Regions from separate parts of the Mus musculus genome. Here region 1 is linked to region 2. The links are chromatin contacts, found by POLR2A ChIA-PET in ENCODE. All regions are on one chromosome and are shown on one strand. The core of a region is the stretch at or near the end of the contact, and the rest is flanking DNA. Distances in the headings are between cores, read along the strand shown.

Evidence for each region. ChIA-PET counts read pairs that join two places held with the same protein, here RNA polymerase II (POLR2A).
Region 1: POLR2A ChIA-PET joins it to region 2 with 10 read pairs in Patski. The contact joins the promoter of Serinc2 here to the promoter of Tinagl1 in region 2. POLR2A ChIA-PET finds 5 or more read pairs at or near these places in 3 of 5 experiments (Patski and embryonic stem cell).

The regions. Positions count from the first base shown.
Region 1 is chr4:130,273,022-130,278,481 of GRCm38, reverse strand. It overlaps Serinc2 (serine incorporator 2), which reads left to right and starts at 2,896. Exons shown (of 10, transcript NM_172702.3): 1 at 2,896-3,024. The coding sequence starts at 2,986. It overlaps Gm34957 (a long non-coding RNA gene), which reads right to left and starts at 5,207. Exons shown (of 2, transcript XR_376686.3): 1 at 2,548-5,207.
Region 2 is chr4:130,171,067-130,176,509 of GRCm38, reverse strand. Tinagl1 (tubulointerstitial nephritis antigen-like 1) reads left to right here and starts at 1,708. Exons shown (of 12, transcript NM_001168333.1): 1 at 1,708-1,787; 2 at 2,303-2,617; 3 at 3,515-3,578. The coding sequence starts at 2,311. It overlaps Gm52490 (a long non-coding RNA gene), which reads right to left and starts at 3,188. Exons shown (of 3, transcript XR_003955116.1): 1 at 3,139-3,188; 2 at 2,739-2,798.

The sequences.
Region 1 (5,460 bases), core at 1,647-4,146, 100 kb before region 2:
TGAGAAGTGTGAGGCTGAAGGAGGAGGAGGTACCCGGACAGGACTACACAGTGAGTAGTCTGCACAGGGCTGGTCCTTCCCTACAGGGTGATGCAGGGTGATTCCAAAGCCTAGCTGGTTTCAGGCATGGGTAAAGCCAGGACCATGACAGCATAGTATTCTGTTGGGAAAACTTCCAGCCTAAAACTGACTGGTTCTTTCTGTGCTGTAGCTAAGCTAATGCCCTCTCCTCTCAGAAAGCACCTGCTCACCTGGCTTTGGTGCTGCACACTTCTAATTCCAGCACTTGGGAGACAGAGGTAGGCAGATGTCTGTGAATTTGAGGCCAGCCAGGTCTACAAAGCAAGTTCTAGGCTAGCCAGAGCTACATAAGAGATATCCTGCCTCAACCGCTTTACCACCTCAAAAAGCAACTACTTCCTTGACCATGTTCGCAAATGCTCATACCTGCTTTGTAGAGTTAAGCAGAATTTACCAGGCCTACTTCAGGGAAGGGGACGGAGGTGTCCTCGGGATGGCATGGACTCTGGGAGGTTGGGGCAGCATAGACTCCAGGTGTCACCCCCTCTGTGTCGCTGTGCTGGGTTATGGAAAGGAGATGCTGTTGGTGGAGGATCCAGTTGATGGAAGGAGGGGTCCAAGGGAGCAACCCCTGGCATGGGGACATTCAGAAGGCGGGTAGCACTTCAGGCTTTGAGGACAGACGTGTGGATGGTGACCGTGCGGGGCCATTGGGTCAGGATGTTGTCACAGTGGAATGAGGAAGCAGCTCACATATCCATGCAAGCATCCTGCCTTGCTGCGTCTCCTCCTTGTGCATTGAGGGTACAGCCAGAGGTGAATTGGTGTGTGTGTGTGTGTGTGTGTGTGTGTGTGTGTGTGTGAGAGAGAGAGAGAGAGAGAGAGAGAGAGAGAGAGAGAGAGAGAGAAGAGATTGTTTTCAATCTCTTCTACTTTCCAAGAGAGGTATGAATGGCTAAGGACAGGCTTTGGGGATCTGAAGTCAGGGCCACCCTTAATGGCCTCCTAGCAGCAATAGCAGCGATTTCTGTGACCACAACCAGCCTTTGGTCAGTGCTAAGTTTACCAATAACACAAACCTCCGTTTTCCTCATGTGTGAATTGGGTCAGGGAATGAGTCTTTTTTGGGACAAACACGGACTCAAACGGTGCCATGAAAGAGTGTGGGGCTCTTGCTTGCGCTCCACTAAGTTGAATTATATGTGAGGTCTGCTGTTGTAGATGTGCCAGGGAAGTGGGCCGAGGTTCATTTCCAGTCAGGCTGGGTCCTGGGCTGGAGGATCTGGTTCTCTTCATCTAGAAGATGTGGGATGTGGGCAAAGCTTTGAAGGCACCACAGGTGGACAAGGAGAAGGACTTTCAGGAGGAAGGCACCAGGTGGGCTGACGTGTGGAGGAGGGAAAGTGCAGGGTATTTGCGGAACAGCCCTGGCACAATTACCAGCTCAGCCAGGTGCTGTATGAATCACTCGGGGAAGCAGTTAGGCCGGATCTTTGGCCCCTGCGGCCAGCCAAACCTATGGACTTCCTTCCCTAACATTATCTGGTCTAGAGTTGGTGGGGGAGAAGGCTGGGGTGAGCTACCATAATTACAGAACTCTGCTGCTGCGCCTCACACCCGATCCTGGGGATGACCTGCCAGGATGCCCTCTCACCCAGTGACCTCCTTAGCTAGGAGGTCATGGCTGTACACAGATAGGGAGTGAGGAGTGCTGAACAGAGTGTGTGTGTGTGTGTCTCTGTATGTGTCTCTCTCTGTGTGTATGTGTCTCTTTCTGTGTGTATGTCTATCTGCCTCTGTCTCTGTCTCTCTGTGTGCAGTGCTGAGCAGTGAGTGTGTGTGCCTGTGTGTATCTCTGTCTGTCTGTCTGTCTCTCTTATGTGTATATGTGTGTGTGTGGAGTGCTGAGCAGTGTGTGTGTGTGTGTGTGTGTGTGTGTGTATTTGTCTCTCTCTCTCTGTATATCTATCTGTGTTTCTCTCTCTCTCTCTCTCTCTCTCTCTCTCTCTCTCTCTCTCTCTCGTGTGTGTGTGTGTGTGTGTGTGTGTGTGTGTGTGTGTGTGATCCAAGACAGGTCCAGAGTTTGAAGACAAGGTGGATGGAGAGGAGAGGGTCTAAACAAGTACGAATCTGGGGCCTTAACAGGGATGGGAATGACACAGGCTTTTATTCATGGAGCAGTTGCTGTGTGTTCTAACAGCCCCATGAGGTTAGCACCTTTAGTTTCAATAGGGGAAACTGAGACTCAGAGAAGCAAAGTAGCCTCCCTTATCCTCCCTCTGTCTGTCCTTCTCTTCTTTCTTTCCGTAGGCAGGATCCCATGTAACCCAGGCTGACCTAGATCTGGCTATGCAGCCAAAGATAATTTTGAATTTGTGATTCCTGCCTCCTGAGTGCTGGGTTACAGGCGAGAGCCACCATGCCCAGTTTTATGTGGATCAAACCTAGGACTTCATGAATTCTCTGGAAACACTCTACCGACTCAGCTACATTACCATCCCCCCACCCCCTTGCCTAGTAATTTACCATTGAGCACCCATAGATTGGGCCGAGGTTTTCCGCCAAGATCCAAGGGCATCAGGGAAGACCACCTCTTACTTCCTCTAACAATGACAGTATTTGGGGTCGGTCACACAATGGCTCCTATGAAGTTCAAATCCAGATGTATTTCCAAATCCTCGCTTTGGTTCAGCAGACAATCCTAGCTCAGAGTTGAGTTGGGCTGTGCCCCTGTCGTTGCTGGACTTTCCCCATCTCAACCTCTTTAGGAAATGTCTGGCGCCAGTACCTGTCCCAGGTGAGTCCTAGGAGGCCCCGAGCGTCGCCGGAAAGTGACGAGCGGCTTCGGCAGGTGGGGCGGGGCTGGGGCGGGGATGGGTTTGGGGTGGGGCCAGCCAAGCGCCTGGAGTCCCACCGGATCCGGGATCCGAGGCCGGTGCCCCGAGCCCCGCGCCCCTCACCGCCATGGGGGCCTGTCTCGGGGCCTGCTCCCTGCTCAGCTGCGTGAGTGCCCACCTCGTCCCTGCCGCGGCCCCGCTCACTTTTTCTCTACCTTCTTCCTCCAAGTACTTTCTTCTTTTTGCTTCCTCCAAACTTGCCTTTCAGAGGCCCCACCGATGCCCTTCTTATCCTCATCCCCCAGCTGCTCCGCTTCGGCCGCGGTGCGCTGGACAGCTGGTGTCGCGGCTCGGGTGACCGCGGGGGAGGGGTGGGGCGCGGCCGGGCGCCTTTGGCGCCGTCACTCCGAGAACCGGGATACTGAGGCCGGCAGCGGGTGCGGGGAGCCCCGCGGCCATTGCGCGCTCCCCAGCTCAGAGCACCCCCAGGTTGCGTGGCGCGTCTCTCTCCAGGGCGCGGGACTCTTTGTGTAACTGGTAGGGTCCCGGCCCCGCTGAGCTTACTGTCTTTCTGGCAGAGCGTCTGTCATTCTGTCTGCCCCTGTCGCCTGGCTTAGTCTGTTCTTTTGTGTTTGTCCCGTTCACTTCTCTAGGATTCGGGCACTGTCTGTCTGTCTGAACGTCGTCGTAACCAGCTCCGTCTGCATCCTCTTTCGGCGCGCAGTCTGGCCCGCTCACTCTAGGGCACCCCCCCTGCAAGCGCTGGACCCTTTCCCTCCAGCTCGAGCTGGAAAGGAGATGGGGGTTGGGTAAGAAGGGTGGGCAGGAGCCCCCCCCCCCCCATCCCGCTCTTGAGCGAGGTTGGTGTCGGTTGTCACTGACTACCTGTGCCAAACTTTGGATTTGGAAAGATCCAGAAATTGAGGGAGGTTGCGTGTGTCCACCTGGTCGCCACTGTTGGGGACCAGGCGGGAGGCCAGCTCTGTTTTGGGGCAGCAACCAGCACAGGGGAGGGGACCCGGCCGGCCATAACCGGCCGGGAGGCCCCCACTTCCCCAGCCCCCTTTCTTTTCCTTCTTCCCCTCATTAAATCTGAGGCTCTTTCAGACAGCTCCCTCCCCTTCTGGCCCCACACAAAGAGGGGCGGAGAGGGCTCCCGCGGCTGGCTGCTGTAGGAAGGTTCGTTCAGGACTTGCATCCTTTGTCCCTGATTTGTGTGCGTGTTAGGAGCGGGTGCCCAGGAGAGAGCTGCGCATCTAGAGGTTTTCTTTGTAGCCATTTTCTGAGAGTGAGCTCAGTCTGGGGAGGCAGTGGCGTGGGTCCCTGGACACAGCTCTTGTCCTCTCTTGGGCCTCTCTTTCCACTGAAGTGGGGGGGGGGGGGAGAGGGAGAGACGGGTAGAGGGAGAGAGGGAGAGAGAGAGAAGCTTGAACAGGAGATCAGAGTAAGGCTATTCCTTGCTGATGCTCATACCCCTTCCTGGGACGGGTTTGCTTCCTGGTTAGGGAGGGAGACGTTCCCACTCACAGACCATGATTCCCATCTGGTCTTGCCTGGTTACCCGTGTCCTACTGGGAGAGGGGTTGTGAGGGCAGTTCAGCCAATCCTTCTATCCTGATCTCTCCATGCCTGAACTGAAGGCCACCGCAGTACCTCCTTTGGTATACTCTTGGTGATATGGGCAGATGAAAGGTGGAAACTGCCGCCCAGCTCCTGTGTACAGTGAGTGGGCATTGTGGGAGCTGTTGTCACCCAGGAGGAGACGTAGGTGGAGAATTCCATCCGGAGAACAGAGCCAAGATCAGCTCTGAGTCACCCAGTCTGCAGTCTACGGAGCTGAGGCCAGCCAGGACTGCTCAGACCCTCGGCTTCCTGGTCGGGTTTAACATCTGAAGTCAGGGAACTGAGAGATGGCTCAGCAGTTAAGAGCACTGGCTGTTGACTCAGAGACCCCAGGGTGGCTTCCCAGCACCCACATGGCAACTCACAATCATTTGTAACTCCAGTTCCAAGAGACATGATGACCTTTCTGATCCCCTCGGGCACTGCGTGCTCGTACTCATACACATAAAAAAATCTAAAATATAATTTTTAAGAGTCTGAAGCCAGGTGTAGTGATGCATGTCTGCCACCCCAGTATTCAGAATGTAGAGGCAGGGGCTGGAGAGATGGCTCCGAAGTTAAGAGCACTGACTGGCTGCCCTTCCAGAGGTCCTGAGTTCAATTCCCAGCAATCACACAGTAGCTCACAACCTTCTGTAATGGGATCTGATGCCCTTTTCTGGTGTGTCTGAAGACAGTGGCAATGTTCCCACATACATGAAATAAATAAATAAAATCTTAAAAAAAAAAAAAGAATGTAGAGGCAGAATTTCAAGATCTGCTTCTACTACATAGTGATTGTCAAGCAAGCCTGGGATATATATTCCCCTCTGGGAAAAAAAAATCTCACTCTTGGTCCAGGTGTCTTCTCTCATCCACACCCCCACCACATTCTGGGGGAGACTTGAAGCTACTTAGTGTCTAACATCTGTGAAGGACCTGCCCCTGTTTCCTCTGACATTTAGTGTGCCAGGTGCTGAACTAAGATCGAGGATCGTGC
Region 2 (5,443 bases), core at 459-2,958:
AGCAGGATCTTGAGACCTGTCATATGACTAAGGGTGCCTCAGGAGAGAGAATACACTGGGTAGCCTGTGTTCTGGCTGTGGAACCTTGGATAAGTCTGCACTCACTTGTGCCCTGCCCCCCACCCCCCGCCACGCCCACTTCCTGGTTTCACATAGCATAAGGTGGCTTTGAACAGGCTACACACCTGAACTTCTGATCCTTCTGCCTCCAGTTCCTGAGTGCTGGGAATACTGACATGTGCTACAGCACAAGTGTGTGTGTGTGTGTGTGTGTGTGTGTGTGTGTGTGTGTGTGTGGTGTGTATGTGCATGCGTGCACACATACAGTCTGTGTGCATTAGACTTATGAGGATGGCTTTGTGGACTCTATTCTCTCTCTCCATCGTCTAGATTCCAGAGGCTGAACTCAGGTCGTCAGTATAGTGGCAAGCCCCATTGCCCACTGAGCCATTCTCACCAGCCCCACAGTTTTTATACGATGCTAAACACGAACTCAGGGCTCTGTACACGCTAAGCAAGCACTCTATCAAGGAAGCTGCATCCAGACCTTGTCTGTTCTCTTGAGCCTCAGTTTATCTTTTAGGCTTCGTGCTCTCAGATCCTTTCAGAGTACGAATGGATAGGTCTGTATGTTGGGTGCTTCCGCACCCCCTGGTGCCTCACCACCCTTGCCTCACAGCAGGGGGTAGCTCGGTCACAAGAATCCCTTGTACTGACTGCTCTCTGCAGAGAGTGACAGCTAAGGGGAGGTGTCTCGGAGAACTAAGAGAATCCCCGCGCTCCTGCTTGCCCCAGAGAAGGCTAGGATAACTGTCTAGGTGTGGTGTCCTTCCTCCACCTAGAGAGTCCTCTGGCCCTGGGCCCAATCTGTTGGAAGAAGGAGCTTGCACAATGGGGAGGCACAAAGTGACAGCCGGAAGGCCTCAAGGGACAGAAGCCCCATTGTGTGAGGGCAAGGCAAAGGTTAGACCAGAAACGGAAAGGGGCTCTGCAGGGGGCCCCAGCTGCCAGGGCCCTTGATGTGGGGCCCGCCACGGGACCTTGGGCCAAGAAGGATGCCCTTGGGCCTGGTGGAGGGGGCAGTGTTGGGCAAGGTGCCCATCACTGGGGGAGGGCAGACCCCACAAGGGGCGGCTGGGTAAGCTCAGACTCCGCACCGCACCCACCTCCTGGGGAGGAGCTGCCCGGAGCTCCGTGAGCCTAGGCAGCTTCCTGAATCATCCCTTGGGAATTCCTGTCATTCCTGGGAGCTGCTGTGGCTTGGAGTGGCCCCCAGCCCAGGGTCACTGGGTCAAGGATGTGCCTGGCTATTTTTCTTCCTGGAGGGCCGGGTTGGGGGGGGGGGTTAGAGATTTTTGCCCCTAGCTCTTGGTCCCTATCAAGTCCTGAACTCTGATCGTAGCTGCCTCCTCGCCCGCTTCTGTTCACGTTTTCAGCTTCGTAAAATCGCTGGGAAAGTCCTTCCTACTATCAGTCCACAATTCTTTCTCCGTGAGTTGCAGTTCTGCTCCCTAAGAAGAGGGTTCCATTGACAAGAGATCCCTCAAGGAGGACAGTCGCGTACACATTGTCCTTAAGCCGTTCCCTCGGAGCTAAGGGCTACTCCAGGTACCTACAAGTGGGCCCCGCCCTCCCCTCCCACAGTCCGGGGTTGGGGCGGGTGCTGCCGGCAGGGCGGTACAAAAAGCGTCCCGCCCTGCGCTCCTCACTTGACTCGGTCTGGCAGTCTCGAGCTTGGAGGCGGAGGCGCGCAGGGCAGCCTGGGTCCAGCCCACACCCCTCACCAGGTAGGGACTCTCCCTGATCAGAGGGTAGAGGGTGTTGAGAGAAGGAGCAGCGAGGAGGGGGCACACTGAGGGAGAAGGACCCAGGGCAGAGAGGCACAGAGGAGAGGGTCAGAGGGACGCAGAGCAGAGGGTCAGAGGGACACAAGGACAGAAGGGCGGGGGCATGCATAAGGAGGAAACACAGAGTCAACAATCCAACTCAGATGCGTCAGAGAGGTAGAGGGACCAAGGGCAGGAGAGGAGAATGCGTGTTGGAAATGTCAAGGTCCCATTTCCTTGTCCATGACAGTCCCTAAACAGGTCAGGGAGGGGGGTCTACTTCTTGTCCCATGAGTGGACTGACATCTAGTGCTGTCTTTTCCCTCCCGGAGACTCGGGAGTCAGGGTTCCCCGCTTTGCTGAGCCTCCTAGGAAAGCTCCAGGACGTGTGAAGGGAGACCCACCCTTGACGTTTGTTAGGGAGTCTCCAGAAGCCAACACCTCTGACCCCTGACCTCTGTTCTCCTCGGGTCTAGGAGGCACCATGTGGGGATGTTGGCTGGGGCTGCTCTTGCTGCTGCTGGCTGGCCAGGCTGCCCTGGAGGCCCGGCGGAGTCGTTGGCGCAGGGAGCTGGCGCCAGGGCTGCACCTGCGGGGCATCCGGGACGCCGGTGGCAGATACTGCCAAGAGCAGGACATGTGCTGTCGAGGCCGTGCTGACGAGTGTGCCCTGCCCTACCTGGGAGCCACCTGTTACTGTGACCTCTTCTGCAACCGCACCGTCTCTGACTGCTGCCCCGACTTCTGGGACTTCTGCCTCGGGATTCCACCCCCCTTCCCTCCCGTCCAAGGTGGGCACCGAGATGGCCAGCAGAGCGGCCACCTTGTCACTCCCAGTCCCAACGAGGCTCAGGAACAAGGCTGATAATGGGTATTTCCAGGCTTTGAAAAATGTAGAAAAGAAATCCTCACCCTGTTTCCTGCCCCTCTGGAAGTCCCTCGTGTGGTCTTACTTGACTCTTTCAAGCAACACTGAAAAAAAATAGTCCTGTTAGGCCCTAGGGCAGGGCAGACAGGCTCCAGCACTATCTCTCAGTCAGTATGGGGAAGGTGGCAGCCCCACCTGCTGACTCATCCTGAGGCTGATAGAGCACGAAGGGCCCAGCCAGGTTGTCATAGCCAGAGACCTCACTTAGGATTCAGCACCTCTGAGAATGGCCTGCACGTGTCCTTTCCCTGTCCCAGTAGGAGAACTACGGAAGTCCTTCCTGTCGCATCCCAAACCCTGCTGGGCTTTGGGCTAAGGAAAACCCATGCCTTAGTTGCTTTATATCAAAATGCTGGGCCTTTTAAAAGGAGTTGCTTGCCTTACCTGGGCTTCAGTTTCTTTCCTAAAGCTCCTTCCATGCCCATGGGCAAGTCCCAACTCATTTGAGTGACAAAGGGTACCAGGAATGTCATGGCTGGCATCCAGGTGAAACGACATGGACCCAAACGGAGTCCTTGAACAGCTTGTGTGTGGCACCCTGTGTGGGAACCCGTGGATGTTCTAGGATGTAGTTTGGGATGTAGTTTGTCTCTAGATTTCGTTGGGCTGGGATTGGTGTGTGATTACCACCAGCTCGGGAGGTTTGGGGCTGCTCCTCCTGAAGTCCCTCGTGTAGTCTTACTTGACTCTTTCAAGCAACACTGAAAAAAAAATCCTCGAGGATTTAGCCATTTCTTCTTTCCTTCTCTCCCTCTGGTAGGGTGCATGCATGGGGGCCGGATCTACCCAGTCTTCGGAACCTACTGGGACAACTGCAATCGATGGTGAGTGTGAGAGATTGGGGTGGACTCAATTTGATCGCTATGTGGCAAACAGACTTGGCCCCAACCCCTATCACCCATTTCCCAGGGATGAGTTCTTTTTGTTCTCTGGGCCTCAAGTGTTTTCATCTGTAATGTGGAAACTTTCAAACTGACCACGCCATCTCATATAATAAGATTCTAGTCACAAGCCTGGGAGTGGTCAGCCATCGTTAGGTTGGCTGGGGGCCACACCTAAGCCAGAAGTTTTTCTCCACTCCTCCTGGTTTGGGCTGGCCACCTTCCCAGCTGGGCTTGCTGTCACAGGAGAGTCCAAGGGGACGCCAGGAAGGAAACCTCTGCAGCATCCGCTGTCCTGGGCGGGATGAAGGGTCAGGGATGACTGCGTTGGCCATCAGCCAGTGGCCTGCAGCAGGGCCTTCCCTGGAATGTGCCCTCTCCCTACCCCCAAACCCCCAGTTCCAGGCAGGGGGAGGAAGGGGCCATGGCTAGCCCATCCTCAGAGCTGGGAAGTAGATCAGGTGGCAACTATGGAGACCTTACTGGAAACAGAAGGGTCTCTGCTGCCCTGAACCTGCCCCACCCCTCCCTCTGCCTGGACTGAGAGGCCCCTGGGAGAAGGAAACTTTTTGGAATGTGTTGCACATAGCTGTTTGCTTTGCCTCATGGGTGAGGGGTGCCGGGGTCACTGTGGGAACAGGGAGACCATGTGTCCGTGGGTGCTGGCATGTGTCTGGGTGAGGGAGGGTGTGTGTGTGTGTGTGTGTGTGTGTGTGTGTGTGTGCGTGCGTGTGCTCAGAAGGGCGGGGTGTCTGCAGAATTCTGCTGCTCTGATAGGGTGGCTGCCAAGGGGTTAACGTTTCAATTGCTGTCCCAGGCCCCTCTGGAATGCTGGGACCTGCTGTTACCAGTCCTGTCTAGACCTGCTTGAACAGCCCTGGGGCTCATGAGATGAGGACTGGAAAGCATTAGCTGACCCCTTCAGGACAGGTCCTGGTGCCTGAGTGCCGCAAGTATCCATCCCACTTGCGAGGGGAAGATTGTCTATATGCCTTCCAGGCTGGACATCACCACACAGGGACTCTTCCTCAGGTCATGTTGAGGAGTGTTGAGGAAGGTAAAAGAGGGGGCATCCCTATCCCCACAGCCCCCTCCTGCTCGCTTGAGCACCACCCGCAGACATCAGGGCTAAAGACCCAGCCATATTGGGGCTTGGCTCCCCTTGAGGCTCCTTATAAGGTGGCATTGGAGGCAGATGCCCTGGGGTGCCTGGAAGGAGGCTGGTTAGCATCTTGTAATAGCAGAGTTATGAGCTTGTAAAAACATTGTAGAATCCCTAGAATTCAGGCCTCCAGCTGATGCCTAATTACTGAAGACCTACTGTGTCGAAGGCACTGTGTTGGGCCCAGGAGGTTACAGCTGGAGGGAGACAGACCCATGGGAGCTTGTAGTCTCCCAGAGGACACAGGAAAGCAACACATACGATGTCACGCCAAACTGGCATGGATGTTACACAAAGAGGGAAGATAAGTGGGGGGCGCCTGGCTTTATGATGGAGTATTAGACAAACAAGAGACTTATGCACTCAGAAGGGGTACCACTGAGGGGAAAGTGGGACATAGGTGAGTTCTTTTTGGTGGGACCCTCAAACATCAGAGACCGGAGAAGGTTCAGCCATGTTCCAGTTTCTGAGTATCTAAGGGAAGTTCATTCAAGACCTCAAGTCTAACTGAAATCACTCATGGATCGGCCTGGCCTCAGAGCATCTGGGACAGGGATGCTGAGTGAGCTGACCTGGTTTGGCATCAGAGGAGGAGGGGCATGAAGATAGATAGGTTCATGATATGTATCTTTGGCACGCACTGACA